Regions from separate parts of the Homo sapiens genome. Here regions 1, 2 and 3 are each linked to region 4. The links are chromatin loops, found by intact Hi-C in ENCODE. Cell type or tissue: B cell. All regions are shown on one strand.

The links. Peaks named below come from ENCODE experiments on the same cell type or tissue, not always from the same donor. Only the 100,000 strongest peaks of a DNase experiment are listed, where the experiment ranks them.
Region 1: it touches region 4 in a loop (6-fold over the local background); 3 of 110 quality-filtered maps call a loop at or near these places.
Region 2: a loop joins it to region 4, with 14 times the contacts of the local background. A loop is called at or near these places in 17 of 110 quality-filtered maps.
Region 3: it touches region 4 in a loop (5-fold over the local background); 5 of 110 quality-filtered maps call a loop at or near these places.

What each region holds. Positions count from the first base shown.
Region 1 is chr4:81,841,579-81,849,578 of GRCh38, reverse strand. No RefSeq gene overlaps it. Among named protein-coding and RNA genes, the nearest start is that of RASGEF1B, 370 kb to the right of the region's middle. In B cell, a CTCF peak has its summit at 4,678; a DNase peak (open chromatin) is centred at 4,698.
Region 2 is chr4:81,401,070-81,409,069 of GRCh38, reverse strand. No RefSeq gene overlaps it. Among named protein-coding and RNA genes, the nearest start is that of RASGEF1B, 67 kb to the left of the region's middle. In B cell, CTCF peaks have their summits at 2,828 (motif pointing left) and 3,031; a DNase peak (open chromatin) is centred at 3,079; H3K4me3 peaks cover 292 bases.
Region 3 is chr4:82,265,147-82,273,146 of GRCh38, reverse strand. The region is part of intron 1 of LOC105377308 (a long non-coding RNA gene); the gene reads left to right. Among named protein-coding and RNA genes, the nearest start is that of HNRNPD, 100 kb to the left of the region's middle. In B cell, CTCF peaks have their summits at 4,175 and 4,374 (motif pointing right); DNase peaks (open chromatin) are centred at 876 and 4,376; H3K27ac peaks cover 832 bases.
Region 4 is chr4:82,356,700-82,364,699 of GRCh38, reverse strand. HNRNPD (heterogeneous nuclear ribonucleoprotein D) reads left to right here. Exons shown (of 9, transcript NM_031370.3): 3 at 5,061-5,229; 4 at 5,880-6,041; 5 at 7,256-7,387; 6 at 7,805-7,904. Among named protein-coding and RNA genes, the nearest start is that of HNRNPD, 13 kb to the left of the region's middle. RefSeq lists an enhancer at 2,062-2,111. In B cell, CTCF peaks have their summits at 3,759 and 3,958 (motif pointing right); DNase peaks (open chromatin) are centred at 1,909 and 3,939; H3K27ac peaks cover 7,592 bases.

The DNA.
Region 1 (8,000 bases), 520 kb after region 4:
AAATTACGGAGATCTTTACAAAAGAGTACATTTAGAAAAATAGATAATCAAAATATTCTATGAGAAAATTATGATAGCAAATACTAAAAGATACTTTGTAGAAATTTGAAATTTGGCTGATGAAAAAGTTTAATTTTTTTTTTTTTTTTCCTGGAGAGATGTTGTGTTAAACAACTATTAACCTCAACAGGAAAGGCATCAGGTTCAAGAGGCTGAAGAAGAGACCTAGAACCAGCAAATGAGACATGGGGTTTTATGAGGGGATTACATACAGGGGAGAGAGTTCAGTGGTGGCGGCTAGATAGGAGAACCCCACCTTACATACAGAAATAGTCCAGTGGTGGTGGACCAGACAACATATCCACTTGACCCAGTGGTGGCGGGCTGGGTAGGAAAACCACAGTGCTTGCAAACAGCATGCAGTTCATACAGCATTTTCACAGAACACTCCCGCTAACGATCTCCCCCTTTAACCTTCATCAAGCTGAAAACTCAAGGCCTCAATTCTCTGTTATGGTCTGTGTTCCACAGAATGGGGCTTGGGGGCTCCTGTGTTTCTCATAGACAGGGAACTAATGTCCAGGTTGGCCACTCCCTAATTCCCTAGCTTGGAATACAGATTCAGGTGCATCTGCCATACAGGGTCATTCTAAAAGTATGCTTCAGTTATTGCTGTCATGTGCATTTACCCTACAAGAGGCTATTTAAATTATAATGTAATAGTGTATTAAAAGCAATTCTTTGGAAAACCTTTGAATGAGAATCCCTCTGGGACTTTGGCAATAGCTCAATGGAAAAGCAAATGCATCTGTAGTGGGCAGGAGCCTCACGGCGGCCCAGATGGCCTGGAACCCAGGGGGGCAGTCCCCAGCCTTCCTAATGACACATTGAAAGGCGATGATCTTTGGCTTGGTCAAAGCCACTGTTCCTGTCCTAGAATGTCTGATTGGGCGGGTATGACAGAAGAAGATCTGCCTGATTTGGTGGTTGTAACAGAAGAAGAGGATACGTTTCTAGACAGATTCCCCCTTCTGGCATTCACTTTGCTTGTCTGTTTCGTACCTACAGTGCTCCAGTTAAACTCTGTTAGTATAATAGTTATTACCCAAACACCACCACCCTTTGTAACCTCTAAGCCTTTACTCTTGTCTGTTACATCTGCCTTAAATCACTTTTCTGCCTTTTTCATCCAACGAACTCCAATCTAGTGTTGAAAGGCTAGCTGATGTGAAGTAGGTTAAGAAGGGAAATTTTAACAACCCTTCACTTCTTCCACCCTAACCAAATACAAAACCAACAAAATTATCTTCTCTCTGAACTTCCATAGCACTTTTTACTTCTTTGTTACATTCCAGTGATTACAGTAATTAGTGTACATTTTTATCTCTTCTACCAAATTATAAACTCTTCAAGGAGGGAAAAAACCACATTTGATTCATTTGCTTACTCATTGTGGATTCTTCTGCCCTCCCCTTCCTCACTTTTCACTGTACTTTGTATATAGTAGACATTCAAATAGTAAATTATATTAAATATTAAATAAGTTTAATATTTATCTTAAACATTAAAGATAAATTTCACTCTGCTATGTAAGATAAGATTAATGCACATGGCATGCACCATTTAAAACTCTGAAAAAGGAAGTTAAATAAAGGAAGGTAAAAGAGTCAAGAGACTTTGTCTTTAATATCTCTTAAACTAAAATAATAATATTATTGTACCTAGTAGAACAGTAAAAAGGCTCTTACTGGACTGTCTTCAGATTCCCTGGAAACACACACTGACATGGGGATTTGTGTGCAAGAAGTTTATTGGGGAGTGCTCTGAGGATGAGATCAACACCTGTAGAAAAGAGGGAGCAGGAAGCAGGCTGAGCAGCTGCAATGGAGGCCCCAGCTGATCCGTGGGAGAGTTCTGAAGCTGAGCGGCACCTTAGAGTTGCTCTGCCTTGGGTCGAGAGGACCGAGTCTTTATACCACTATTATTGGAAAGGTCTAGTGACCTTGGGCTAGGCAGCATGCTGGCTAAAGGCAATCACTAGAAAATAACTCAGCTGAGAGCCATCTTCTACTAACAGTCCCAGCAGCTGAAGGAGTGAGTGCTCCAGTCCTGAGGAGGAGATGTGGGCAGGGCACTGCAGCAGCCAAGGCTACACTAATGCCATTGGGGTGTTGGTCAGTGATTTCAAAAAGTCAGTCAAAGAGGAGAATCATAAAAAATGATACATACACCCACAAATACTCTATTTCAACTTAAAATATAGGAATGTGAGTTGATTTGCCTTTTACTTATAGGAATAAGGCCTTTGAGTATGGGCCACTGGTTGATGTTTTACATCTTGTGCAGATAACATAAAGAGATCATTGTGTAAAATGTTCTGTTTCAGCTTATTTAGAGATGCTTGTGAAACATGGTTGTCTTTTTTACACATAATTTGAAAGCAATATTTTTAGTGATTTGCCTATATTATGTTTTAGTTTTTAAATTTGATTTTATATTTTCTCATATCATAAAAGTACATATTTTAAAGCATCAAACAGTCCTACAAACCTTATAATTAAAAACAGTAGTATTTCATTCCACCTCTCCCTGCTCTTAATACCTACTATTCTCTGTAGGCAATCACTTCAACTCCCTTTTCCATTTTTCATTTGGATTCACCTCTATACAAACATCCCTGTGCTTATGTTATTTTTTGTGTTAATTTTTCAATTTTGGATATTTTCTTTTTCTGAGACAGGGTCTTGCTCTGTCACTCAGACTGGAGTGCAGTGGCACTATCATGGCTCACTGCAGCCTCAACCTCCTGGGCTCAAGCAATCCTCCCACCTCAGCCTCCCTCCGAGTAGTTGGGATTACGTCTGTGCCACCATGCCTGGCTTATTTTTTAGTTTTTTGTTGAGTTTAGGGTCTTGCTGTGTGGCCCAGGCTGGTCTCAAACTCCTGGGCTCAAGTGATTCTCCTGCCTCGGCCTCCCAAAGTGCCAGAATTACAGGCATGAGCTACCATGTCCAGCTAGTTTTAGATGTCTATTCATGCCTTCTACAGAAACTGATGAGTTTTCTTACATCCCCTATCTCTGTCTCCCTCGCCCTGTTCTTCAACACATACTTCCCCTCTTGTCTTCCAAACATGATTGTTTGAAAGTTGTAGCTTCTATCATTGAGCCTGTGTTACTATCACTTAACAGCTGAGCCATGTATTACAATATGATTGCATTTACTTTTCTATGTAACTTTTATAGTTTTTTTCTTTTTTTGGACTTAGTAGTTACCAATAATACTTTGTCTCAATTTCTTGAACTGTAAAATGGTCATAGTAACTGTATCTATCTCGTAGAGTTGTCAAAACTGTATGTTTAACTATTAGTTTTCATGGACTTTGTTTTTTATGTACTAATCCCTAATTCATCTTAAACTTTCTAACAGAGCCGTAAATATCTTTTTAATATACTTGATTTTATATTAAATGCTCAATGAATAAGCGTTGAAAACTATAGCCAATACTCTAATCTGCGCTGTATGAATGACAAAGCCATTTAATTGCAAGAGCAATGCATTTAGAATTCTTGGCAAGGCCTGAAACTGCCCCTTCCTAGCTGTGTGACCTTTGGCTAGCATATTTGAGTCACAGCTTTATCATCTGCAAATGGGAGAATTGGATTAGATAGTCCCTAGGGTCTCTTCCAGCACCATGATTCTATTATGGAGAAAAGCATATGCAGAAAATACCAAACTATGTAAAATATGTCAATGAAAAGAGTCAAACTCTAAAATATTTTGAAGGAATTTATTCTGAGCCAGATATCAAAGACCAGTGACGTGTGACATAGCCCTCAAGAGATCCTGAGAACATGTACCCAAGGTGGTCAGGATACAGTTTGATTTTATACATTTTAGGGAGACACAAGGCGTCAGCCAGTATTTGTAAGAGATACATTGGTTTGGTCAGGAAAGGCAGGACCACTGGAATCGAGGGCTTCCAGGTCATAGGTAGATTCAAGGATTTTCTGATTGGCAATTGGTTTAAAGAGTTAAAGAGTTTAAAGGCCTTGACTCAATAGAAAAGAATGTCTTGGTTAAGATAAGGAGTTGTGGACACCAACCAACCCCTTATCTTATGCAGAGGAGGTCTCCAGAGAGCTGACTTTAGAGATAATAGATTATAAATGTTTCTTATCAGAGTTGATTTCTTTCTCCTAGATCAGGAAAAAGGAAGGAAAAGCAAGGGGATTCTCTTCAGAATGTAGATTTTCCCCAAATCAGTCAGCTTTGCAGGACTATTTCAGGACATGGCAAATAAAACATATTTGGGCTTGAACTACTTTGATTTCCTTCTTTATCTGTCGTGTGATGTTATGCCAGAGTCAGGTTGGAAAGTGAGCCACATTATATAGGGTTAAATAAAACCCCTTTGATGAGACATTATGGATTGTAGGGTGTAACCCACCAGTCCCCTTAGATACAAATTTGGGCAAGAGAAGAAAAAGGTCAGTGTTTAGTTCTCAAATGTAAGATTGCAATGACATAGCTTCTACCACCTCTAGCACCACCTCCAGAAGACCTCTTAATAACCTTCTGGGCAGGATTATGCGACATCACTCACACTATGATAAAGGAGAATTTTGTTGAGTCATTTTATACAAACAATTGTCCTACCCCTTTGGGACACCTAGTTGTAATTTGCGGGCACCACCACTAAATGTCGCTATAGGTTACATAACTAAGTGGTCAGGAGTGCTCTATGTGTGTGTTGTTCTACAAGCTTTGAAAACTACCATTTAATCTCCTTATAGATTTAGAACTACATACCTTAAGTACTTAAACCAAAGTATTAAAAAACCTTGAAATTAAGATTTTTAAAGAAGGCGGTAAAACACAAAATGCTCTTTATTTCTTCCTTCCATATGCCTTTTCCCTCAAATGTTGTTTCTGTGTATCTAGTCACTGGTATAAACCAAGTAAACTGGTATTTAAAGGAACTCTTAACTGAGCAATTGCTTGACTCTCAGGCCTGCACCTTAATGATTTTTCTTTCCTCCAAAGATAAGAGATTAAGCAATAGGAGGAAATACGGGTCTCTTTGTTTTCTGTTTCTTGTGTCTGTTGTATTTCCAAGCTTATCTAAAATCCTAGACACTTTAATGTATTTTATTGATTTTACAAAAATATGCACATATTTTATATTTTAACATTTCTGAAATTATGATGCTTTATATAATTAATAGCAACATACAATTATATTGGTAGCACTTCTCTTTCTTAGTGATATCTCATAATCAACTTTTAATTTGATAAAATATTGTATCTGATATTATAATGTATCCATCTGAATTTATTAGAGTTCAGGGTTGTCTTAAAGAGTTGTTTGACAGGGGAACTTCGTTTTCTAATCAATTTTTAAAATTTTTTTCATTTTATTTTATTGTATTTTTAGAGTCTTGCTCTGTTGCCCAGGCTGGAGTTCAATGGTGTGATCTCGGCTCACTGCAACCTCCACCTCCCGGGTTCAAGTGGTTCTTGTGCCTCAGCCTCTTGAGTAGCTGGGATTACAGCCATGCGTCATCACACCTGGCTAATTTTTGTATTTTTAGTAGAAACGGGGTTTCGCCATGTTGGCCAGGCTGGTCTTGAACTCCTGGCCTCAAGTGATCCTCCCAAAGTGCTGGGATAACAGGCATGAGCTAACGTGCCTGGCCTCTAATAAAATTTTGTAGGGAGTTAAGAGTGGAAGAGATAATAATATTTATTGAATGTCCAGTATAGTCTGGACGTATGCACTTTGCGAATATGATGTATTTAATACTCATATGCTGGAAAGTGGGCTTTTTTTCTTTCTATTTTATGGGTGAGAAAACCGAGGCCTAGAAAGGTCAGTAACTTGTACAACTTGTAACTTGTCATACTACTAGTACGGGTCACTGTTTGAAATGGTGTATTTCTGATTATAAATCTTAGACTTTTCCTACCCTGTTACATTGATATTTTACCGTTCCCTTTAATACCAGAACATTTTTCTAACATATAGAACTCAGCCCTCTTTGAATAATGTAGTTTTCTGACAATCCTTTAAAAATATTGATTAAAAATCTTTGATTAAACAACCTAAGAATGATTTTTCTGAACTCTAGTCTCAATCTTTGTGATCAAAAGGGTAGAACCAGAACTCGATGTCTCCGAGAGGTGAATTGCTTCTCCAGAGAGTAATGGTGCTCTGCAAGAGACAGCATGGGGTGTGTCAAACTCATGTAGAGTGTTTGGATCCCCTTAGTCTTCTGGTAGACCACTTGAGGAGACAGTTTTCAAAATGCCTTGAATTGAAACAAACAACCCCCAACCAAAAAAATAAAAAAATAAAAATAAAACCCCAAGGAATATTTCCTCCAAGTCTCTTCCTTATAGAAAGCTAGTTTATCAGCTCTATGTTATGGTTTCTGTCAGAGTCCATAAGTGTCCTGGAGATCCAGGCTGTAGGCAAGATGCAGTTGATAGGAAATGCTTAGTCAATGTCCCTTTACTTCCCAAGGGGCAAGGCTGAGAAATGAAGAGCAACTTCCTTTCGTACATCTTTGCTTTGACAGTCCTCTGCGTTCAAATGGCACTCACTGGTAAAGACAAGGGCAGAGAGAGAAGAAAACAGCTTACTGATTGTCACTGTGTTTTCACAGGCCAGAGGTACCTAAATTTCAATTCCCAGCAACTCTCAGAAACTGCTGAAATGCATTGCCTTTTAATTCCCTACCTCATATCCTGAAGGGCATTTGTTGTCTACAGGATGTACTTATGTTTTCCATTTTCAATCCTCCTTTTACAGGTTCCCCTCATTTGTAAATCTAAAAATGAAACATTAGCAATCTGTCAGCGGTTCTGTTCCATTCATTTGTCTTGGGGTTTATTATAGAAATACTTTTTATATCAGCAACTTAGGATCTTATGATGATAAATATTCTGTTGTCCCATTTCACAATGATTTCTCAAATAGTGGGCATATGACTGCAACATGTACAGGAAATAATAGCTGAAAATTTGAGATCACCAAGGCATGAGTTGATTACCATTGTTTAAAATTTCTTTGGCTTAAAGATGATACTATATATGCTGAAGCAATTTTGAAATGATATATTTAACTTTCAATCTCTTAAGGGACATAATGACTCTATTATGTGTTATCTGGTTGAAAACCATTGAATGAAAACTATTTGCACCTATTCAGAGCCATCCATCCATCGTCAAAGTGATCACTCTGGGAAGGAAGGCCAAGTGACAAGCCATGAGGCTTTTTATTTTATTTCAAATTCTTGGACATTCCAATGTGAAACCAATGAGAGTATGGGTATATGTGGCAAAACGTTAAGACCAGAGTCACCCAATATCTTTCTGAATACTAAAATTGGGGACCTCTTTCAGTTCTTATGTGATTTCTTAGTTGCATCTCACTCGTTTATTTAATCATTTATCCCTTCAATCATTCTACAAATATTTATTGAACACTGGCTATGTGTCATGTACTATGCCAAGTACAGAGGATACGCCGTCAATATGACAGAGTCCCTGTCTTTGAGGAACTAATATTCTATGAGAGTTACAGGTAAGTAGACAGTTAAGTGTATGATGATAAGCACTGTGATAGGGATAAGTATGATGTGAGGTGGGAGGAGATAGAAAATTTTAGTCCTGATTTGGGAGACTGGGAGGGATTGTTTCCTGGGCTTGTTCTGTGACGACATTCTCGTCTGGCTCTTTTCCTACTCCTCCGACTACCTTTTCTCAATTTCCTTGGCTGGCTCTTCTTTCTATTCATCTTAATAAATATCAGTGTTTTCTGGGGCTTCCTTCAGTTCCTTATTTCTTATAATTAAACACTTTCCTAGGCAATCTCAGTCATATCTGTGGCTTTGACTATCCTTATATACACTGGTGGTGCCTAACTATATCTCTAATCAGCCTTACACTATTAAACTAGTGATTCATTCATTATTTTATCAAACATCTATTGGCTAT
Region 2 (8,000 bases), 960 kb after region 4:
CTCGCTCTCCAGCCTCATCTCCTGGTCTATACTAGGCTTGTTCATGTGTCTGTGCTCAGCTGGGTTTAACTGGTGGATGACGGCATTGGCTGTAATATTTGGTTGTGAAAATTGTCACTCCAGCAGCTAGAGGAAGAAGGACTGGCAAGGTGAGACTGGAGGTAATAATAAATCAGGAGCAAACAAAAAATGAAACCTGTAGCAAGAGAGTAGTAGGATGGAGAAGAGAGGAGGACCGAGAATATTTAACAAAATGAATACGTATTGATAATATAGTTGGCATGCTGGAAAAAAAAACCCACTGGAATTTCAGATTAAATCCACTCCAAAGGGAGGGATTCCAGTTTCAGTTAGGTCCTAAATTCTTCCCTCTGCCCATGGCTGTTCCAGCGTTCACTTTCTTCAACTCTTCCCAACCTCATTGCTACTCACTCTCAGCCAACAATCTCGCTTCCTTATTCATGAAGAAAATTGATGTCAACAATGGTAAATCAACTCATCTTCCGTCTGCCTCCATCTACTCCCCGCCCTTCTTTCCACCTTATCTCTGTCCGCCCCCACCGTGGCTATTTCCCAGGGCTCTCAGAGGGCAGTCTCTTCCTGTCCAAGCTTAAGGCCTCTTCCTGTGATCGCCATCCCATTTCCTCCCCTCTCCTTGGATCTTTCTGCAAGTCCTTTTACAAAAAGTTATGGTCCCTGTTCAGTATTATGGGGGAGAAAGGCATTAAATGTACTATAATATATTGTAGAGGCATACTTTCAAAATTTCTGTTATGGGTGTAACTAGCAAATAGTCAAGTACTAAAAAAACAGTTTGGACATCTTATACAAATATGGGAGCCAGTTATGAAGTTTCTTTGTTTCTGATTTTGACTTTGGAACTATACGAAAAGTGTTAACTCTTCCCTGAATCCACACAGCACATTTTTTTTTCTTCTGGATAACTCTGGTATTTTACCTGAAACAATAGGTTGTCAGTGAGATGCTCAGGGGCCTGAAGGAGATAGAAATACTGGAAGAAGATCAGAGAGTAAGGACAGACATTACTGAGGGAGTGGGAGGGATTCATTTATGTAGAAACATGAAAGCAGAATTAACTAGGCAATGACTAATGATATGATAACTGTCTACAAACACCAAGCGTGTATGATGTGAATGCCAAGAAGTCAAATTGCTTCACTCGGCACAAAGATACAATCTGTACAGTAACACAGTAGACAAAATAAATAGAGCATCCTGAATTACCATCACAGAAAATTCCCCCAAATAAGTAGAAATCGAAATGATTTAATGAAGACTACTTCATTTCTTAGGACAACTCGCATCCATCCATCCATCCATCCATCCATCCATCCATCCATCCATCCATCCTCCATCCCTTTCTTCAGTAAACTTTAAGTACTTAAGGAGCTACAAAGGAACCAGCTCTTCAGCTTTCCCCATTCACACCTCATGGGCCCCAGCCTCTATCCTTTCCTTTCCTTCATTGCCTGAGTGGCCTTCCTGAATCATCTTTATTGTTACTTTCCAACAAAAGCCAAAAAATTATTGCTAAAAAGGCCAAAGCAATAGATAGCATCTTGATGTATAAGGAAAAAAAAATCCACAGCAGCCTTGACATGGCATTCAAGGCTACTGTTGATCCTGGAGGAGGCATACCAGCCTAGAGAGTAAGCATGGGTCAGTGCAGTCTATCACCACTACTCTGAAAGCACACCAAGAGTTGTGTCATTGACTCCCCATCACTTACAAATTCTCCCTTTCTCCTATGTGATACTGACTCACCCCTCCTATCATCATCTTCCGAGATCAATGGGGCAGTGGTAAGCCCATTTCTAAACAGTGGTACTGAAAGTGTCCCTTTTCTCAGGAAATTTACCATCGACATCACTGACACTAAGGATTAAATAATAATTTCCCAATCACGCATTTATTCAATAAACTCATATTGAGTGATGGCATTGTGCTAGGTTCTTAGCTGCAGTCTAAAAGCCGGTGTCACACAGAATGCCAGGACAGAGTCTCATCTTCAAGGAATCATTTCGGTGCTGCTTGCTCCACTAGAGACAATCAGTTTGGAGTTGTATTTTATTTATTTATTATTTATTTATTTATTTATTTATTTATTTATTTTTGAGACAGAGTCTTGCTCTGTCGCCCAGGCTGGAGAGAAATGGCGTGATCTCAGCTCACTGTAACCTCTGCCTCCCGGGTTCAAGCGATTCTCCTGCCTCAGCCTCTCAGGTAGTTGGGATTACAGGTGTCCACCACCATGCCCGGCTAATTTTTGTATTTTTAGTAGATACCGGGTTTCGCCATGTAGGTCAGGTCTTGAACTCCTGACCTTAGGTGATCTGCCCGCCTCGGCCTCCTGAAGTGCTGGGATTACAGGCATGAGCCAGCGCGCCCAGCTGGAGCTGTATTTTACAAAGTGTCAGTGTCTCAAAACCTGCGGTGGACTATAGATACAGGTCATAGGAGTTACCTGTGTGGATGGGATAGGGCCAAACAGCAATGAGTTGGTAGTTCGGAGCTATTTTAAGAAAAAAATCCGAGAAGTTTTAGTTTATTGTGGACGGGTGGGGATTGGCGGTAGAAAATTACTAAATTTATTAGAAAAATCAAGGAGAAAGTATCATTCCGTGAATTCCTGCAAAGGCGATCGACCCAGGGAATGGTTGGGGCATTCTACTTCCAGAAGAACACTCAGCATCTTGAACAGGATGAAACTGGAAAGTATGGATAAAGGAGTAGACTGCTGAATTTTTCAAACAGACCTTCCAACTTTCCAAAAAGAAAAATGAACATTCAGTATTTAAGGGGTCTTTATTGCCATCAAGTGGTGGAAACAAGGATAGCGCTAAAAGAATTTAATATGAATATTTTTCTAAGCGGCAGGGAGGCTGGAAGATACTAACCTTCAAAGTAATTACTGGGTTTAAAAGCCTTTATTTAATTAGGGTACTATCACAATTTTGTAACCTTTTCTGTATTTATAAGTTCTATATTAATTATTCTCCTGATTTCTACTCCTGGCTCTATTGTGCAATCCCTGTAGCCCTAGTTGATGATGGTTATATCATTGGAGAAATGCTGCCACCTTGTGGGAGATGTGAAAAGAAGTCCCGAGAGCAAGTGAGAAATCACGTATTAACTTTGTGAAGAGAAACTTGTACTCTTTTAAGTAGGAATTTATCCCTGAGTAAAATTGTCAAGCCAGAAGAATTAATCTTTAATATTTCTGTCCTCCCTTTTTTTGTAGGCAAATGGCATACATTACTTTTCAATTGTTCTTTGTTCACTTCTGTGTGACTTTGGGTAATTTGTTAGTTTCCTTATCTGGAAAATGTGCAAATGGGCATAATAACACGTATAGAACAAAAGAAGTATTATTTTCCTTTATTATTTGCCTCTTTTTTTACACTAAAGTGTGTGTGGCTGCTGTGCTATTTTTCCTCTTCTTTTTCTTTACTTTCTTTCCTTCTTTCTTTCTTTTCCTTTTTCTTTTTCTTTCTCTTTCTCTTTTCTTTCTTTTTTTTTTTTAAGAAGGGATCTCACTCTGTCATCCAGGCTGGAGTGCAGGGGTGTGATCTCAGCTCACTGCAGCCTCAATCGCCCCGGGCACAAGCGATCCTCCCACCTCAGCCTCCAGAGCAGCTGGGGCTACAGGTGCATGCCACCATGTACAGCTAATTTTTTTGTATTTTTTGTAAAGGCAGGTTTTTGCCATGTTATCCAGGTTGGTCTCAAACTCCTAGGCTCAGACAAACCACCCACCTTGGCCTCCCAAGTGCTAGGATTATAGGTGTGACCCACCGTGCCTGGACTTGTGCTGTTTCATAGTCATGGCAGTCCATAAAATGCAGAGCAGCAAAAATACATTTTTATTTTTGTAAAGGAACATACTTTTCTAGACCTTGAATCCTCCTCATCCCTCTCTCTGACAATTTCTAGTTTTTTGAGCCCAATTAAGAAGTTTGGTCAAATTGAAGATTCGTCTAACTCAGCTCCTGTTTAAATCCTCCACTTCTACTTCCTCCCTGCAGGCTGCGTTTTGTAGGTCGCCACTTCCTTTGGTGCTCCTCATACACACAAGGCAGATCCTGAATGCAGGTGAGGCCGCGAGATCCACAAAACACAGATTTCCCATAAAGAGGCCAGGGACACAGTCCAAACCTTATCTACTTTAGAAGAATATGGAACCCCTGCTTACATATTACTTTTCCTCCTGTTTCTTTACAGTGGTAAAGGGAGCAATAGATTGTCAAACTGGAAAAATATCTCACATGAAATTTTAGTTTTTGACAACGAATAAGAAACAGGGCCATTGATTTCAATTTTCTAAAGTTAACACCTCTAAAAATGATAACCCCTGAACTGAAAACCTAGAAATCCCTCCAGGACTGAAATTTCCCAAAAGATTGCCCTCATTTCCCACAGGTCTCAAGTGCTGCCTTCTTTCATCCTTAGGTAGTTAAGGAGAAACACACTTCCCCACATCAGCCCTGGCGGGTATTGAAGGGCTCTGGAGGTTCTGGGAGATGTCCCCTCTCCACCTCTCCCAAACATCCAGCAGAGGAGGCCAGTGCTTCTTCCATCAGCCTGGGATCTCCTTAGATCCACCCCCACTTCCATTTTCACAGTATCTTTCCTCCTTGTGATTTTTGGCCTTGCTTCTCTTCAACTGACAACATCTAAGAACTATACAATCATAGACTTTTCATATGTATATATGGAACGTGTAGAAAATAGAAAGCCTTAGTCTTGAGTTATAGGTAAATACAGAAGAAAAAGCAATTACATGTTAAAGCCATTTCTGTATCAAGTATAGCAATTTCTGTGAGATAAGGAATGTGCTTAGGTGGGATATCTGAAGTCTCAGAAAATTACTTCACAAAGGTTAAAGCATTCTCTGGGCAAGGCGAGTGGATGTCGTGGTCCTGCTTTGTCAACTGTTACATGGTAGTGTTTTGTTAGTACATAGAGGGCATGGCCTTCAGGGAGAGGTGGTCTCCTCCTCAGGGAAACCTAGTCTCCATTACTGCCTCAGTTTCCTGGTTTCTCCCTGAATGATATTCCAAATATCACAGCGTGCCCACCCTTGGGCCCAGTAACCCCTCTTGTCTCCGTCACTCACAAGTCACGTAGGGAAGCATTCCTCAGATCGCTATCACTTAGTGGCAAATGCAGTTTGCCTCCCACTCAATTCCATCTCTGCAGCCTATGGTCTTCTGGCTTCCTGGAAACCAGAATCAATCAGATGTGGATCAGATGTGGATCGTTTAAGCAGGAGGTATGCGCAGTTTCCTTCCTAGGATGCTGGGGCCAGGACAAGTCAGCCTGCACTAGCAAGGCACATGTAACACATATGCTCACACATGCCCCAGATTTTAATCCCATAATCTGGGTCAGGATCTGTTGTCATGAACACGAGAGACCAGTTGCCATGTGCTTACTCTTTTCCAGTGTACTGGAGCAGAATTACTGTAAGCCAGCGATCCTGACCTGGAGTTCATGGCTGGGTTTCAGAGGACCTGTGATCTTCTGAAATGGTATGTAAACTCTATGTGTATGTGTATGTGCCTGTGTATGTGTTTTGCTATGTCTATATTTCTGAGGAGAAAGTCCACGTATTTCATAGAGTTTTTAAAAAGATTTGTAATCCCTCAAAATGTTTGAGGTCTGCTAAATGGCTTCCCAGAGTGTAAGAATTTGGTCCTCTTGGGACCCAACTGTCCCATCTACCAAAGGAAAAAATGAAACATAGCCCAACATCTACGAAGCATTGAGTGTGTGCCAGCCATGCCCATATAGCATATCTCATCTAATCATCTCACCAACCATGCAAAGAAAGCATCATTCCCCTGCTCTCAGACCAGAAAGTGGAAGCCCACAGAGGTCAAGTAGCATGCCCAGCAAAAGCTGGCATTCAAACTAGCATTGCCAGGCTCCAACACCCATGTCCCAGCCACCACCGCAGCACTCTGATTATCTTTTGTCCTGCTTGGATTTCTTTCCTTCCTTCCTTCCTTCCTTCCTTCTTTCCTTCCTTCCTTCCTTCCTTCCTTCCTTCCTTCCTTCCTTCCTTCCTTCCTTCCTTCCTTCCCTCCTTCCTTCCTTTTTCCAACTCTCTCTCTTTATTCTTGTTCTTTAGCCACCCTTCTGCTTTGCGGAAATCAAATCAGTCCATTCCCATCTGACAGGTGTCTGCCCCTTCCTTCACCCTTTCTTGGCTTACCACAGAGTTACACACTGGTGGCCCTTGGGTCAACACTGCCCTGCAGTTGTTTTTTTTTTTTTTATGATGAACAATGTTTTGCTAATATTTAGAAACTGGAAAAATTCACATAAAAGTTTGGATTTCAAACTGATTTTGAGAAAAATCAGAAGATCTAGCAACCCCAAGCCCACAGTCTCTCTTGATAAAGGGACGTTGGGCTGAGTTGGTGGGGCTTGTGTTCTCCATTTCCCTGCAGTCCTCACCACTCCCTCTCTGACCCCTGCATCGCTGTCCTGTGTCATCTGCTGGGGGCCTTTGGCATCTGAATTTTAACTCATTGTTTCCTCTCTCCCTTCTCTGTTTCCTCTCTCCCCTCCTTCTGCCTTGCATATTCCTCAACTGTGGGCTCTCCCTCCCTAGAATAAACACCTTTTATTTCTCCTTCATTTATTTACATTCTCTCTCAGGCTAATTTCTGCTGTCTTCCTCCTCTTTCCTGTTATAGAACTGAAGACAAAGATAGGCAATTGGAGACTGTGCTGTCTATTATGTGTCTGAATGCTGTGGGGCTAAGGTACTAAGCAGGGCAAACCTGGCCGGGGCTTCCCTTGTCTGTTAGTATTTCCTTTCTTGTGCTTCTCTTAAAAAGAAAAAGAACAACCTGACACACATAAGTGTGTTGTTAGTTTTATCCCAACTGTATTGCATCTAAAAAAAATACATAAATAAATAAATAAAAAGCAAAACAGCCAAGTTGGAGGAAGTGAAAATGGAGCCCTGGGACCCTGATTTATCTGTGCTTGCCCCATTTCTCGACACTATATGACACATGGACATTGTGGTGCTTCTGCTGTAGCAGGCTTTTTCTGTGACATGGGGCATCTGATTCTTTGATTTCCAATGTCTCGCTCTCTGAGTTAAGTTTTTTGAGCCTAATGTGATTGGATGTTCCATTTGTTTTACAAATAATTTATTCAACATAAATTACGGTAAACTTCCAACATGTCGTCTTTTCTCTTTTACCAATCTGGAGAAGCAGGCAATGAGAGGACAAGATGTCCTTAGAGTGATACAGTGATATTAAGTGTTCCTGTACTTGACTCCAAAAGTGCATTTACCAAGTTCTCCAGGATTAATGTGCCCACTCATTACAGTGGTGTTAAAAGGAGAAGGTCAAGCTTAGCAAGGGAGAAGGTGGCACATATCCAAAAAGAAAGCTGCAAAACCCTGGCAGTGGCCACCAACCCTGCATGTTCAACTTTACACACATGTGGTCTTCAGAGTCTCACTCTTTAACAGATGCGTCCTAAATCGTATGTCATGCCGGTGAATTTGGTGAATGAAAACATATTTTCTCATTGGAAACAAATGTCTCACTTCAGAGATGTTTAATCAGAATATCTGGTTGATCTTTAGCTGATAGTGACTCTCATCTGTATGTTTATTTATCTAGACAAATTTCTTCATTACATTTTCCATAATGGATATATTTTAATACATGTAAAGAAATCAGCTAGTCCAATAATTTGAAACTTTAGGACCAGAGGCCACCGAGGGCAGTGAATGAAGGTAATGCACAAGGCCGGAATGCTAGCAGTGTCTGAATCAGTGTGTCCACGGACTCACCTGCCTGTACACTGGCTACTGAAAGTATATTATATTTTAGATTTCAAAGGGGCTGAGAACCACTGGGATAGACTCTTCTTCACATATGGGAGCTCCCAGATGGATTAACCTTGTGGGACAGGAAGACAGCAAGGGAGCAGCGGGGCTTGTTGCT
Region 3 (8,000 bases), 92 kb after region 4:
ATCCTTTCTTTTGTTTGATTGATTCAGCTATTGAAACGTGTGTATGTTTCACGAAGTTGTCGTGCTGTGTTTTTTAGCTCCCTCAGGTCATTTGTGTTCTTCTCTACACTGGTTATTCTAGTTAGCCATTTGTCTAACCTTTTTTCAAGGTTCTTAGCTTCCTTGCATTGGGTTAGAACATGCTCCTTCAGCTCAGAGGAGTTTGTTATTACCCACCTTCTGAAAACTACTTCTGTCAATTTGTCAAACTCATTCTCTGTCCAGTTTTGTTCCCTTGCTGGCGAGGAGATGTGATCCTTTGGAGGAGAAGAGGCGTTCTGGTTTTTGGAATTTTCAGCCTTTTGCACTGGTTTCTGCCCATCTTTGTGGATTTATCTACCTTTGGTCTTTGATGTTGGTGACCTTTGGATGGAGTCTTTGAGTGGACATGCTATTTCTTTCTGTTTGTTAGTTTTCCTTCTGACAGGCCCCCTGCTGCCCATCTGCTGGAGTTTGCTGGAGGTCCACTCCCAAACCTGTTTGCCTGGGTATCAACAGCGGAGGCTGCAGAACAGCAAATTTTGCCGCATGATCTTTCCTCTGGAAGCTTTGTTCCAGAGGGGCACCTGTCAGATGCCAGCCAGTGCTCTCCTGTGTGAGGTGTCTGTCGGCCCCTACTGGGAGGTGTCCCCCAGTCAGGATACATGGGGGTCAGGGACGTACTTGAGGAGGCAGTCTGACCCTTAGCAGAGCTTGAACGCTCTGCTGAGAGGTCCGCTGCTCTCTTCAGAGCCATCAGGCAGGGACGTTTAAGTCTGCTGAAGCTTTGCCCACAGCTGCCCCTTTCCCCAGGTGCTCTGTCCCCAGGGAGATGGGGGTTTTATCTATAAGTCCCTGACTGGGTCTGCTGCCTTTTTTTCAGAGATGCCCTGCTCAGAGAAGGGAAATCTGGCAGTCTGGCCACAGCAGCCTTGCTGAGCTGCTGTGGGCTCCACCCAGTTTGAACTTCCCAGCAGCTTTGTTTACACTGTGAGTGTAAAACCACCTACTCAAGCCTCAGCAATGGCAGGCACCCCTCCCCTCACCAAGCTGGAACATCCCAGGTTGATCTCAGACTGCTGCTGTGCTAGCGGCGAGAATTTCAAGCCCGTGGATCTTAGTTTGCTGGGCTCCGTGGGAGTGGGGCCTGTTTAGCCAGATCACTTGGCTCCCTGGCTTCAGCACCCCTTTCCAGTGGAGTCAGCGGTTCTGTCTTTCTAGCATTCCAGGTAACACTGGGGTATGGAAAAAAAGAACTCCTGTAGCTAGTTCGGTGTCTGCCCAAATGGCCACCCAGTTTTGTGCTTGAAACCCAGGGCCCTCGTGGGGTGGGCACCGGAGGGAATCTCCTGGTTTGCAGGTTGTGAAAACAGTGGGACAAGCATAGTATCTGTGCCGGCGTTCCTCAGGCTCAGTCCCTCACGGCTTCCTTTAGGTGGGGGAGAAAATTCCCCGATCCCTTGCACTTCCCGGGTGAGGCGATGCCCCACTGTGCTTTGGCTCACCCTCTGTGGGCTGCACCCACTGTCCAACCAGTCCCAATGAGATGAACCAGGTACCTCAGTTGGAAATGCAGAAATCACCTGCCTTCTGTGTTGATCTCACTGGGAGCTGCAGACCGGAGCTGTTCCTATTTGGCCATCTTGCCACAGAATCCTACTGCCAACTATTTTATAAGACTTACTGAATATCCTTTCCCCACTCATTTTTTTTTTTTGAGGGATGGGGTCTCACTCTTATCACCCAGGCTGCAGTGCAGTGGGGTTATCATCACTCACTACAGCCTCGAACTCCTGGCTCCATCCTTCCATCTCAGCCTCCCAACTAGCTGAAATTATAGGCATGAACCACTGCATCTGGCTTCCACAGTAATTTGAAATGCCACTTTTACCGTAGGTTAAAGTCCCATATATATATATGACTTTATATATATATATGACTTTATATATATTGTATATTGTTCTATATATATATATTGTTCATTGGACTTTAGGGTTGATTTCTGTGCTCATTTCTGTGCTAATATCACAATGATTCGGTAATTGTAGCTTAAATGACTTTACATTTAACAATTTGGAGATAATTAATATATTTACAATATTCAGTCATTGAGTCTTCCCATCTAGAAACATGAGTTGTCTTTCTGTTTATTCTACTGACTTCCTATGATCTTTTTCATAAAGGCTTGACAAATTTTTGTTACATTTATTCTGGGATATTTTGGCTGTTCTTGTTAATGGAATTTGTTCTCCATAAGGTTTTCAAACTGGCTAATTTTGGCATGTAGAAAATCTATTAGCTATATTTAATTATTTGCATATAGTCCGTGCTCCATTATATTTTAATTTCCTTAAGGCCAGCGGCTTCCCATAGAGCTCAAAGAGCTTTGCTCAGCATGAACATGACATAGGATACTATTGCTGACTGTCATATTAGTCTTTTCCACTATGCTTAGCAACCAGTGGAGGAAACCTCAGGTAACAGTATTTGTGGAAACTGGATAATGATTCAAGGTAGCGTAGTAAGAAGACACTGAAGGGACTTTGGCATCAAGCATACCTGGATTTGAATCCTTACTTTGCATCTCTGAACTACACTTTGTTCCTTAGGCTCATCTCTGTGCCTAATTCATAAAATGAGCTAAGGCATATAAAGCATAAAGCATATAGTGACTGGCCCTTAGTAGGTGTCCATAATGGGGGTAGCCGTAACAGATGGCAGTTATGATCATGATGGTTTCATATTTTCATGTAACCAAATCTATCCATTAAGATGCACATTACATTTTTTTTTTAATTTCTTCCTTTTCTTTTTTTTTTTTTTTTGAGACCAAGTCTCACTCTATCGCCCAGGCTGGAGTGCAGTGGCACGATCTCGGCTCACTGCAACTTCTCCTCTTGGGCTCAAGCGATCCTCTCACCTCAGTCTCCCAAGTAGCTGGGATTACAGGCATGCACCATCCCACCAGGATAATTCTTTGTATTTTTAGTAGAGACGGGGTTTCGCCATGTTGGTCAGGCTTGTCTCAAACTCCTGACCTCAAGTAATGCGCCCGCCTCGGCCTCCCAAAGTGCTGGGATTACAGGCGTGCACCATCATGTCTGGCTAATTTTTGTATTCTTTTTGTAGAGATAGGATTTCATCCTGTTGCCCAGGCTGGCCTTGAACTCCTGGGCTCAAGCAGTCCTCCTGCCTCAGCCTCCCAGAGGGCTGGGATTACAAGCATGAGCCACGGCACCCGACCCACACCTGGGTCTATATTTACAAAACTTTATGGAAGGTATATTAATATAAATAATAAAAAATCTATAAAAAGAGTTATTTGAAGTGTTGGGTGTGTGTGTGGGGAAGGGTGCGTGTGAGATGGGCTGGTCAGGAACACTACAAACCTGTGATTACAGAGTGGTTGTATCAAATATTTCCTTTGACCTTCAGAAATACCATATATCCCAAATCCAAAAACAGTCATTTGCTACCTGAACCTTCTGCACCAGCTACCAATTGTGAAACTCAACATGATGGGCTTCTGTTCTTTGCCTAAATCATGGTGAAAACATTCACACAAAGCCATTAGTTCTCTCTCTCTCTGTGTCTCTCTTTCTTTCGATGAGGTGTCTGTCACCCAGGCTGGAGTGCAGTGGTGCGATCTCAGCTCACTGCAACCTCTGCCTCCCTGGTTCAAGCGATTCTCCTGCCTCAGCCTCCTGAGTAGCTGGGACTACAGGCATGTGCCACCATGCCTGGCCAATTTTTGGGGTATTTTTTTTTTTTGTAGAGACGGGGTTTCACCATGTTGCCCAGACTGGTCTCGAACTCCTCAGCTCAAGCTCGAACTGCCTCAGCCTCGAGTGCTGGGATTATAGGCGTGAGCCACTGCACCGAGCCCAAGATGAATATTTAAGAAAGTCCAGCCTGGACTGTGTGAGGTACCTCTTTATACGTTTAGAGGACATGTTTGAGTCATCATTTAAGGCATATGTTATAGGAATTTTCTAAAATTCTTCGTTTTGAAAAGTGTGTTATATGTCAGTCTCCCCTCACTAGCTTGTAAATTTCCTGAGAGCGGGGACCATGTATTACCAAATCTTTTTATCCTCAGTACCTCACACAGTTGTGGACACAAATTAAGTGGCTGCATTTCATAGTATGAAGTACAATAATTTATTTAATCATTCCCTTCCTGTCTCCACTTTTTTTTTATAATACAAAAGAGGTTGAATTTTCATTTTTTGCTAAGAAGTATAGCCAAATTTAAGACAGCATGTACAAGTGGGAAACATTGCTGAAGGCCACCCAAATGTGGGCATTGTACTATCCTGTGGTTGTTTTAAATGTAGCTGGCATGTGAGAGCCAGCAGAGGGAGCACAGAGCACAGCGTTGAGGGAGAAAGCAGCCTACAGTTGTGCTAGGGAAGAATTGAAGAGGACACTCAGGGATTTTACAGAGGAAGGAAATGAGAGCTGGGAAGAAGGTCATTTCTCATCTTCATTCTTGTCTGCCTTGCTCTCTTTTGTAACTCATTCAGGCTCAGACAGGCTTGTTCTTATCTTTTGTCCCCTGCACTGCAGCTTTCCACAGCCCATTCCTGTCCTTTAGTTAATTACACAAGAAGACCCACAAGTGCCATCATGTTCTCCACGCTGGTTTCTTTTTGGGCCAGCTCAGTTACTTAGCTCAGATGCAGCGGGTAAGTATTGGTGAGATTCCCAGAAAAACACTGAGGAACCCAGGAGCCTTGATCACACATCTGTACTGAATAAAGCCAAGTGGGGACCTGAAGGATGGGAGAGAGGACTGGGCTTAGCTCATCTCTGCACTAGGATTTAAAGAGGCAAATGAAGCCTGGCCAGGGGAGTGCTGTAGGGAGTGGGGTTTCTGGAGAGAGGAAGGAATACCACTTCCTGTTATATTGTCTTGCATAAGCAGATCTGAGGCAAGCACAGAACCACATGTGACATGTCCCCGGTCACAAAGAAGCCAATGTAGACTGGAGTTTCTCAGCTTTTCCTGTGCAATACTAGAGTGTTAATAGGTATTCTGTAAGAATAAGATTTGTCATCAAATGTGTGTGTGGATTGAAAAAATTAAACAGTTTTCTTTACTGTGGGAGTCCTTAGGTCCTTCATTAGGCATGTTAATATAGTTGGTGAAATTCTGATAGAAGGGGCTATGCTATGTGGGCTTTCCCAGCTTATGTGGACTGAATTTATTTTATTTTATTTTATTTTAGAGACAAGGTCTCACTATCTTGCCCACACCTGAACTCCAGTGCTCAAGCAATTCTCCCACCTTAGTTTTTTGAGTAGTTTGGACTATAGGTGCATGTCGTCATGTCTGGCTTAATTTTTAATAGATGGTATCTTACGAGATGAGTATACTATGAATTACATTTTGGAAAGTGTTGAAACAGATTTGCCTAATGTTTAGGAAATTAGGTCATTAAACCATGAAATACAGTCGTAACACTTTCAAAAGGGCACTGTCTTCTAAGGTCTCCCGTGGCTTTTCATTCCCAGGGAGGTGTGGAGGGGTAGGATGGTGAAGGGAGGCATATCAGAATCCTGAGTGGGGCTTTTTGAAATCTCTTCCTCTCAGTTATTTCAATAACATTCTTACTATCTCTTCCTCATAGTTGAGGACCTTTTGAATAGTGAGCCACTGCTATTACTGGAAATGATTGCATCTCTCAGGTGTATTGGAGGAGAGAAAGCAATTGTAAACCATTGTTCTACAAGTTGAGTCAAAAATTCTCTACATGGCTGGGCATGGTGGCTCATGCCTATAATCCCAGCACTTTGGGAGGCTGAGGTGGGAGGATCACTTGAGCCCAGGAGTTCAAGATCAGCCTGGGCAACATAATGAGACCCTATCTCAAAAACAAACAAACAAACAAACAAACAAACAAAACCCAAATTCTCTACATGTTGTTTAAGGTTTTCTATTGCATTCTCCAACTCCAGTGTTTTCCTTACTTTAACCTTCTTCTCCTCCCCATGTTAATCACTACCATAGCCAATTTAGTTTACTCACTTACCTGAGATTATATTATGCCAGTGACAGACTGGAAGCTTGTGGTTATACAATCTTTCCCATGTTCTCCTAATTCTTTCTCCATCTTTCAACATCTAGCTTAAGTCTTACTTCCATCTGAGGTCTCTGGTAATCTACAAGCCTACATCACCTAATTTTTACATTATTGGCTTCTGTCATTAATTGCATACAGCTGATTCTTTGTTATCAAATTTATTTGGTTTCAAAAGTTTGTAAAGTTGATTGTTTGGAATGTAGAGCACATTTCTCTGCAGCAATATTGTAGCTAAGTCAAGGCACATTTGCAGTAAAAATAGTAGAAAGCAATCTCTAGCAATTAAACAAATCAGAACTCTAGTAATTAAACAAAACAGGGAATCAATAAGACTGAATTAGCTTATTCTCATTTATCTTGGGGTGCTGGTTTTTAAGGAATAGTAGGTTTAATTAAAAGAGGATGAAGAGGTATTGGAAATTCATGGATATTCTGAATGGGCCTTATGGGGCAATTTCACAGAAGACATGGGCTCTTTGTTATGTCTTCATTATTTCGCAACCTGTAGCCCTCCATTTCCATGATGCTGATATCTAGCTACTAGTGCTTTTGTACTTAGCCACGATTTGGATTATTTTTGTCTTAAAAAACATTGTGGGAGAATGTCAGCAAAAATGGCTGAGTAAGGACCTCTCAAAATTTTCCCTTCCATAAGAGAAATGAAAAAACTGGCAAAATTATTCAGAATTAACATTTTCAGAACTCCAGAAATTAACTAACAGCTTGTAGCAAACCAGGGAACATTTATTTAAGAAAAATGGCTGCATCTCAGTAAGAACAGTGAAGTCTGTGGCATTTTTTTTTATTATACTTTAAGTTCTAGGGCACATGTGCACAACGTGCAGGTTTGTTACATATGTATACATGTGCTATGTTGGTGTGCTGCACCCATTAACTCATCATTTACATTAGGTATATCTCCTAATGCTATCCCTCCCCACTTCCTCCACCCCACAACAGGCTCTGGTGTGTGATGTTCCCTACCCTGTGTCCAAGTGTTCTCATTGTTCAATTCCCACCTATGAGTGAGAACATGCGGTGTTTGTTTTTCTGTCCTTGCAATAGTTTGCTCAGAATGATGGTTTCCAACTTCATCCCTGTCCCTACAAAGGACATGAACTCATCATTTTTTATGGCTGCATAGTATTCCGTGGTGTTTATGTGCCACATTTTCTTAATCCATTTGGGTTGGTTCCAAGTCTTTGCTATTGTGAATAATGCCACAATAAACATACATGTGCATGTGTCTTTATAGCAGCATGATTTATAATCCTTTGGGTATATACCCAGTAATGGGATTGCTGGGTCAAATGGTATTTCCAGTTCTAGATCCTTGAGGAATTGCCACACTGTCTTCCACAGTGGTTGAACTAACCCTAGTCCCACCTTCTACTTTCCAGCTATGCAATAGCCTTAAAAAGTAACAACCCATATTTTTGGGGGCAGCCACCAGAGTGGGTCTATAACTCTTTCCAAGCCTTGTGCTCTAAGAATTGTCATCCAACTTGTCTGATGGTTCCCTAGAAGACCCCACCTATAAGGCTGACTGAGAACTCACTCAGTGTTAAGTCCCTTTCTGTCCTAGGGGGCATTGTAAAAGACAATTGTAGGCAAGTGTTTTAACTTTGCCTACAAAGTTGCCTGAGGTGATGGACAATAACTGGGGCAAAATAGACTAACAAAAAGCTTAAAAGGACTAACTGGAGAATGAAATATGCATAGGGGCTTTGCAAAGCTTTAATATATTCCTGGTATCTGGAAGGTCATTTACATGAAAGGGCTGTAAGCACGCTTAGAAAAGAATTGAGAAGACTCTAAGCTAAGCTCTCAACTCTGGTTTATCTTGAGATTCTGTACAAGCAGGAAGTGAAGGCTAAGGTGGAGTTGTAAGATTTT
Region 4 (8,000 bases):
CTTAGTTGAAATACCACCTAATTTTTAGTTTATATATTTTTTTACATGGACTATTTAAAAATTTCTGGGTTATTTCAAGTTGGCAGCATTGAAAATATTAGAATATGTTTATATAAAACTCATTGTGGCCTTTTCCTTTTAATGTTGGAAAGTTTATAAAGCCTATGCAGTTTTAAAAAATTAAGCCATTGAGTAAATAAAAAGTTTGCTTTATTAAATTATGTTTAGATAGTGCTTATAGTGCTTTACCCCTTCAAAATAGTAACTTCTATCAATCATTTAGGATGTGTGTCAGACTATTCTGTGTCCTTTAAGTGTGTTAACTAGTTTTAACCCTCTGCAAATATCTGAGGTATGCTCTTTTTACAGATGGGAAAACAATCTTGGACTTTAATATTTTTTCTTAATGTTACACAATTAGTAAGAGGCAGGGGGCCAGGTGGAGTGGTTCATGTTTGGAATTCCAGCACTTTGGGAGGCTGAGGTGGGCAGCTTGAGCCCAGGAGTTGGAAGACTAGCCTGGGCGACATAGTAAAACCTGATCTCTGCAAAAATATTAGCCGGGTGTGTTGGTGGGTGCCTGTAGTCCGAGCTACTGGTGAGGCTGAGGTGGGAGGACCAACTGAGCCCAGGAGGTCAAGGCTGCAATGAGCTGTCATGGAGCCAGTGCACTCCAGCCTGGGAGACAGAGTGAGACCCTGTCTTAAAAAAAGGCAGCAGTAGGGTTTAAACCCCGGCATTTTGTCTTTATTGCCTCTAAACTTAACTTGCTTTAAAAGATGATAAAATGTCCCACAAAGGAGCCTAAATTCCTGAATGATACTGCATATCACTTGGATAGTTATCTATGCTGAGTTGTATAACTTTATGCTTGTCATTTAATTTTACAATTTGGTGGAAGCCAATGTGAAAGCAAGGAGACTTCTGTTGTGGAGTAGGTGTTTTAAACTGAATACCATATTCAGCCTTGGGGTGCTGAATATTTAGTTCACAGCTAGGATTAAGATACTCAACTATGTTAATAAAATACAGTAGATGAAGTCCTGCATTTTAATTGGGATTGATTCACTTAGAACTAAGGATCAAAGTTTAAACTTATTGCAGCGTTAGGGGCCATCTTTGTTGCTAGTTGAACAAGTCTTGGTCGTTTTTAACATGGCTCCTTAGGGTATTTTCTGAAGTTCTGTCTACTTCATTGGAAAGTGTTTGCACTACGCAGGAGTGACAGCAATATGAAATGCTTTGTATTCAAGGCAGCAGAGGTAATCTGGACAGACAGTACATGTGCTTTAAAAGCAAGATACAGTCATAGAAAATATGTAGATAATTTAGCCGGGCATGGTGGCTCGCGCCTCTAATTTGGGAGGCCGAGGCAGGTGGATCACGAGGTCAGGAGTTCGAGACCAGCCTGACCAATATGGTGAAACCCCATCTCTACTAAAAGTGCAAAAAAAAATTAGCCTGGCATGGTGGCATGCACCTGTTATCCCAGCTACTCAGGAGGCTGAGGCAGGAGAATTGCTTGAACCCGGGAGGTGGAGGTTGCAGTGAGCCTAGATCATGCCATTGCACTCCAGCCCGGGCGACAGAGTGAGACTCTGTTTAAAAAGAAAAAAATAAGTATTTGTAAATGTATATATATATATATATACACACACACACACACATATATATATAAAATCATTATGCCATCAGTTTGAGGGAGAGCATGTATGCCAACATTGTAGAGACTAAGTGCCCATTTATCCATAATTAAGATAAGCAGACTTTTCCCCATTGTACTATAAAGTTAGAGTTTGGGGCTGGGTATGGTAGCTTCCGCCTGTAATCCCAGCAGTTTGGGAGGCTGGAGCGGGCGGATCACTTGAGGCCAGGAGTTCAAGACCAGCCTGGCCAACGAGGGGAAACCCCGTCTCTACTAAAAATGCAAAAATCAAGTCAGGCGTGGTGGTGCAGCCTGTAATCCCTCCCACGGAGGCTGAGGAATGAGAATCACTTGAACCTGGGAGGCAGAGGTTGCAGTGAGCTGAGATTGTGCCACTGCGCTCCAGCTTGGGCGACAGAGTGAGACTGTCTCAAAAACTAAGCAACCAAAAACAGAAAAAGATGGAATGGAATTAATATGTTCCATTTAGTAAAGATGGAATAGAATTGGTCCAGTTTGTGTTCATTGTAGCATATTCACCTATTTGGTCAGCAACCATTTTTTTTTTTTTAAAGCCTAAGCATACCCTGAGAACAACAACCTTTTTTGATTAGAACAGAAGAAAAAGCCAGAGTGTTCTTGGGCTGCCAAAATATTAATACGTTTGTCTCAAAGACGAGCCACTTAGGTGCTTGCTTAGAGACTTCTACTTTACACAGAATTTGAAAAGTTTGACAGCTGGCTACTTACTCTGCAAAACGGAAGGGAGACTTTTTAGAACAGCAACTGGTGATCTGGCAAAAATGAAAAGTAGAACTTGTGAAGAAATGAGATGGACTTGGTGTATTAATAGCTAATTTTAGAAGACCCTGTGGATATTCTAAATCAGCATAATAGTGATGTCTGAGCCATAGTGTTAAATTATGATTACTGTATTTGAAGTATAAGAAGGCAGAAAAGTGTGATGCTGTTAGAAAAAAATCTCATTTCAAATGATTGAAGGTTAAAAACAATTGGGGAAAGATTAGAGAGGGCAGGCGGTGCTTTAAGGGAGGTGGAATAATACTTGGCTCCTTATTCTCCAAAAGTGCTGGATAGCTGAAGTTTTTAATATTCTGGATAATTGATATTTGATTATTAGTTTAGGAGGGATAGCATCTTCAGTGAACCCTTGTAGCTCTAAGGTAGGCATATTAAACAACTACCATACTAAAGGTGGGGAGTACGTTTGGAGAGCACTTTGCTGGGCCAGCTGATGATATGCTTAGGTGATATTTAAGAAAATCTGCTTCTTGTCTGAAAAACATTTGGGGCTTCAGAATAATACCACATACCTCATTCTTGGTGTTTTAATTTATTTCTTTGTAATTGTTTTCTGTTTCTTAATAATTTTAAATTAAGGGTATTTTCCCAATATAAACATTGCTTTTTGGTTAAATAAAATCAAAACTAGTTCTGTCTCCATATCTGAATAGACCAGACAGAGAATTTTCTTGCCTTTCAACAGCTTAAAAAATGTTTTTGTTAGAACTGTTGTGTTCAGGCTGAAATACTTTCAAAGTTTGTTAGTTATTATTGAGAAATTTCTGTAATAATCATGGAAAGGGTAATTTAATAGTTAAATCTCAACTTAATTGAAGTTATTTCTGTTGTGGAACTTATGGTCATCTTAGCAAGAGGTCATTGCTTTATAGTCAGTTCTCTTTCTCATTAAAAATATAGTGTACTCACCTTTACAGGGTGAATGTTGGTAAATAACTTCTGTCTGTGAAGGAAGTATTCTGGACCTGTAAGTTAAAAATAAGGTGTTTATAGCAAATTATGTAAATAAAGATTGTATATTAGAAGGTACACACTATTCAAATTAAAGAAAATGTATATTGAGAAAATAACTCAAATTTCTTCCATGAAATTGGCAAGAAGTAAACATTTCAAATACACAAAACATTATGGGTATTTTTGTTCATTTGATTATAAAATGCCAAAGTTGTTTTATAAATGCTACTTCAAGCCTGGAAACTTTGAGGAAGTCCTGAACATTAAGCATATAAATGGCCCAGCTCTAGAATACATGTAAGTTGAAAAGCTAACCTGAAGTGGGAAGCGCAGTATATACCTAAGACTTACTCTGCACTGAAAGTTTGCTTTGTCACTAGAAGTAAAACAAGACTGTGGTAGGATAGTAAGATCAGTAACACCTCAGTTAATCAGGTATCTTGGAGGAAGTGAAGAAAGACCCTAATTCAAGGGACAGTTAATTGGCCTTTTATTCCAAGAATGGGCCTTAGTGGCAGTATCTTAAAAGCCCACAAGATGGAGATGTTTCCTAATGAAAGGCCTTTAATTTCTTTATAGAGCTGAGTTAGTGTCACATCCCAGTCCCCACCCATGACCCTTCCCCAGTTAAAAAGAAGAGAAAATGTTGAGCAAGTCTGATTTGATTCCCATGGTGACATTTTTAGCCATTATGTAACAAATTCTGACAGTTTACCCTTAAAATTAAAAACCTCCAGTCCTGTCTTTTTAAAGGGTAGAAAGAAGGTTAGGTATAGGATAGCTTTTTATTTATTTATTTATTTATTTTTGTACAAAGGGAGCCTATGTAAAGCTGCCAGATCTGAACTTTCTGGTGTTTTGCTGTAATGTTAGTAAGATTTCGCCTTAAAATATTTTATTTTGAGTATATACGTTTGGTCTTAGAGTGTCTTGGTGGATTTCCGCTTACCACCCATCACTTTCTGCATTTTAAAGGCTTAAATACTTTATTGCTGGTTAACTGAGGTTCTACTGTAAACGAATCATCTAAGTTAATTAGTGGATTGTACTTCAATGGATAATTTTCACTAAATTGTTTATATTGCACATTACTTTTGTCTTAAGGACTCTTAGCACATCAAAAAAATTGGCTCACAACTTAATTGTGAGATGTAGAATTTTCCATTTTATGTGCTAAGAGTTTTGTTAATGAGAGAACTGTTAAAATAGAAAAGGAGCTTCAGCATAGACACCAATGCTGGTTGCTGAGATCAGTGGGGAACTGCATAGCATTTTAACAAGTTTAATGAACATTTGGAAGAGAAATTTGAAGCTAAGATTCTGGTTTTTTTGCTGTTAACTTTTTAATCTAAGGAAAACTTTTATGTACAGTATTTTTACTTTGGGTATATGTTTATCTTTTAGCAAGTTGAAAGACTTAATTTGCTGCTTGCTCACTATTTTGTAATTATTTGGGAGCAGCAGTAATAAGCCAGCTTTTTGGAATAGGATGTTCCTGATGTGTGGTTATGTAGGAAGAATGATGTTTTAATATACTGCCCAGTAAACTGGTGCAGTTTGGAAAAGGTGTGTTATTGATGTGGATAATATTTAAGGCAATTTTTTTTAAGCATTTTAATACTGCTTTTTGTCTTTACAGGAAAATGTTTATAGGAGGCCTTAGCTGGGACACTACAAAGAAAGATCTGAAGGACTACTTTTCCAAATTTGGTGAAGTTGTAGACTGCACTCTGAAGTTAGATCCTATCACAGGGCGATCAAGGGGTTTTGGCTTTGTGCTATTTAAAGAATCGGAGAGTGTAGATAAGGTAGTGTGTTACGTGTTCTGATCAGTTAATAATATAAAATATTAACATATGGATAGTTTGATACAATGAGTTTGCCTATTTGTGGTTCCCCATTTTGATAGTATAGGAAGGAAGAATAGTTCTTGCCCCAATACGTTTTATGAAGATAGAGGTAGGTTCAGGAATTATTTCCTGAATAATTTGTGTTCCAGGCTCTGCTAAATTTTGAAATTAACTTTAAAGATACTATAGACTTAAAGATGCCTAGTTAAAAGGATGTGTTTTAGCAATTCACAGAAGTCCATATTTTGAAATTTTGTTAGGCAAGCAACTTTTAACTGAATCATTATTTTGATCCTGGGCTAAAGGGAAGTAGCAGTTATGTTTGTATATAGTGCTAAAGGGAAGTAGCAGTCATGTTTGTATATATTGAAGGTAATGGTTATCTAGTAATTGGTTAAATTTGTGTATGTCCTACCATTCTTACCTTTAGATTTAAACAGTATATGTTAGTTGATGTTACATCACCACCATGACTTGACAGTTTAATCTTGAGCAAGTCAACATATGCTTGGCATTATCTGTATTTATAGTTATTTTTAAGTAAGTTAATAGTCTCTGAACTTCAGTTAAGATATATATTTTTTAAATGAAAACTTCAATTTCCTTAGGTCATGGATCAAAAAGAACATAAATTGAATGGGAAGGTGATTGATCCTAAAAGGGCCAAAGCCATGAAAACAAAAGAGCCGGTTAAAAAAATTTTTGTTGGTGGCCTTTCTCCAGATACACCTGAAGAGAAAATAAGGGAGTACTTTGGTGGTTTTGGTGAGGTATGTTATAAATGTTTTGACCCAGTTTATGTCAAAATTAGTGTGAATGTGATTGTCCCATTATGGACTCAGAGTCACTTGGCTTTTCAAAGCTGTTAGGGTAGATTATGTGATCTGTTTTGGAATAAGGATATTGTAAATACTTCATTAGCAGGTCTTTGAAGGTTGGATAATGTGTTTTTCTCATTGAGCACCTACTCTATGCAGAGTATTGCTGGGGTAGAGTATACAAAGATGAAATAGACAAACATTCTTAAATACAGACAATTAAGAGGAAGAAATCTAGATTAGAAGGAGACTTTTGTTGAAAATAGGAAAGGAATTAAGAATAGGGTGTAGTGCCTTATCAGTTGAAATGCATGTGTAAGTGCAAATTTAATGAGACTAATCATTATAGACTCATTAGTGAGGCTGGACGCGATGGCTCATGCCTGTAGTAATCCCAGCACTTGGGAGGCCGAAGTGGGTGGATTACTGGAGACCAGGAGATGAAGACCATCCTGGACAACATAGTGGGACCCCGTCTCAATTAAAAGTAAAACAAACTTAGACTCATTAGTGAAATAGGTAGATAATAGAGGTTTCTTTTATGAATTAATGAAAGTTGAGAAATTTGTGGCCTTGGGCTCCAGATACGTCCCACAGACATTTATTGCTTGATTGAAACAATAAGTGCTTTTTTAGTGTTGAGGATTTGAGATATTGCCCACAAAACTCAGTATCTAGCTTTTTAAAAAATACTTGCAAGAGCACGCAACATGGGAACTGACGCTGCCCTCCTGTACGGCAGCATCTCTCAAACTGAGTAGTAGCTTCCATCTTGGTTTGGGCATATGCTCTCCAGTTTTTAGTAGTCCTCACCACCCTACTTCCTGTTTTCTCTCAAATACATTTTTATTCTGTTTTTCTTAGATTTGACTGTTTTCTTCTTGTTCTTTGTGGGCATTTGAATTTGTGACCCTTGAGTTAGGTAGTAAATGTCAGTGCGTGGTAAAGCTTATTTTTGTAAATAGTTGTGAAGACCTTAGATGGAATGGGTGTTCTAATTTGAAGAATTCCTTAAAAGGATTAGAATAAATAGGGAGAAACAGGAGACTAGAACTTCAGTGCCAAATACATGTTTTCTTTGTGTGTTTTCCCCCCTCTAAACTTGTGTTTCTTTTAAGGTCAATAAAATGCATGTTAGCATATTAAAATTTGTTTTTTAATACCAGGTGGAATCCATAGAGCTCCCCATGGACAACAAGACCAATAAGAGGCGTGGGTTCTGCTTTATTACCTTTAAGGAAGAAGAACCAGTGAAGAAGATAATGGAAAAGAAATACCACAATGTTGGTCTTAGTAAAGTAAGTTAAGCATCCATTTACTTGTAGAGAAAACTAGCTGTTGTAAAGAGCTTAACCATTTATCTTTCTCTGTAAAGGCTTAAGTTCTTTGCATGCTTTAAAAACTTCTCATTGGTTACTTACCATTGACCAACTTTTTGTGGGGAGCAGGATGGACACATTTGTTAGTGTTTTTGTCTAGGCTTTCACAAAAATAGTTTTTAGAACTTGACAAGTAAAATGAAGTAACATCACTAGCAAGTACTCATAAGTGATTACTCTTAAGTACTAAATATTGGTTTAATTAATAAACTGACTGAGGAAAGTTTCAAATTAGCCTACTCTATTTAAACATGTTGGCTATTCTGGTTATTAGAAACTTATTTAGCAACTTTTATTTTCTTGAGTCAGTTTAATAATGTAATTTTTCTCTTTTAGTGTGAAATAAAAGTAGCCATGTCGAAGGAACAATATCAGCAACAGCAACAGTGGGGATCTAGAGGAGGATTTGCAGGAAGAGCTCGTGGAAGAGGTGGTGGTAAGCTAGAGCCTAAGTTTACTCTATCTTAAGCTTTTCTGCTTTTTAATTATCCTGAAGTAAAGATCTTTGCTGATCTTCTGACTTTAGTGAACC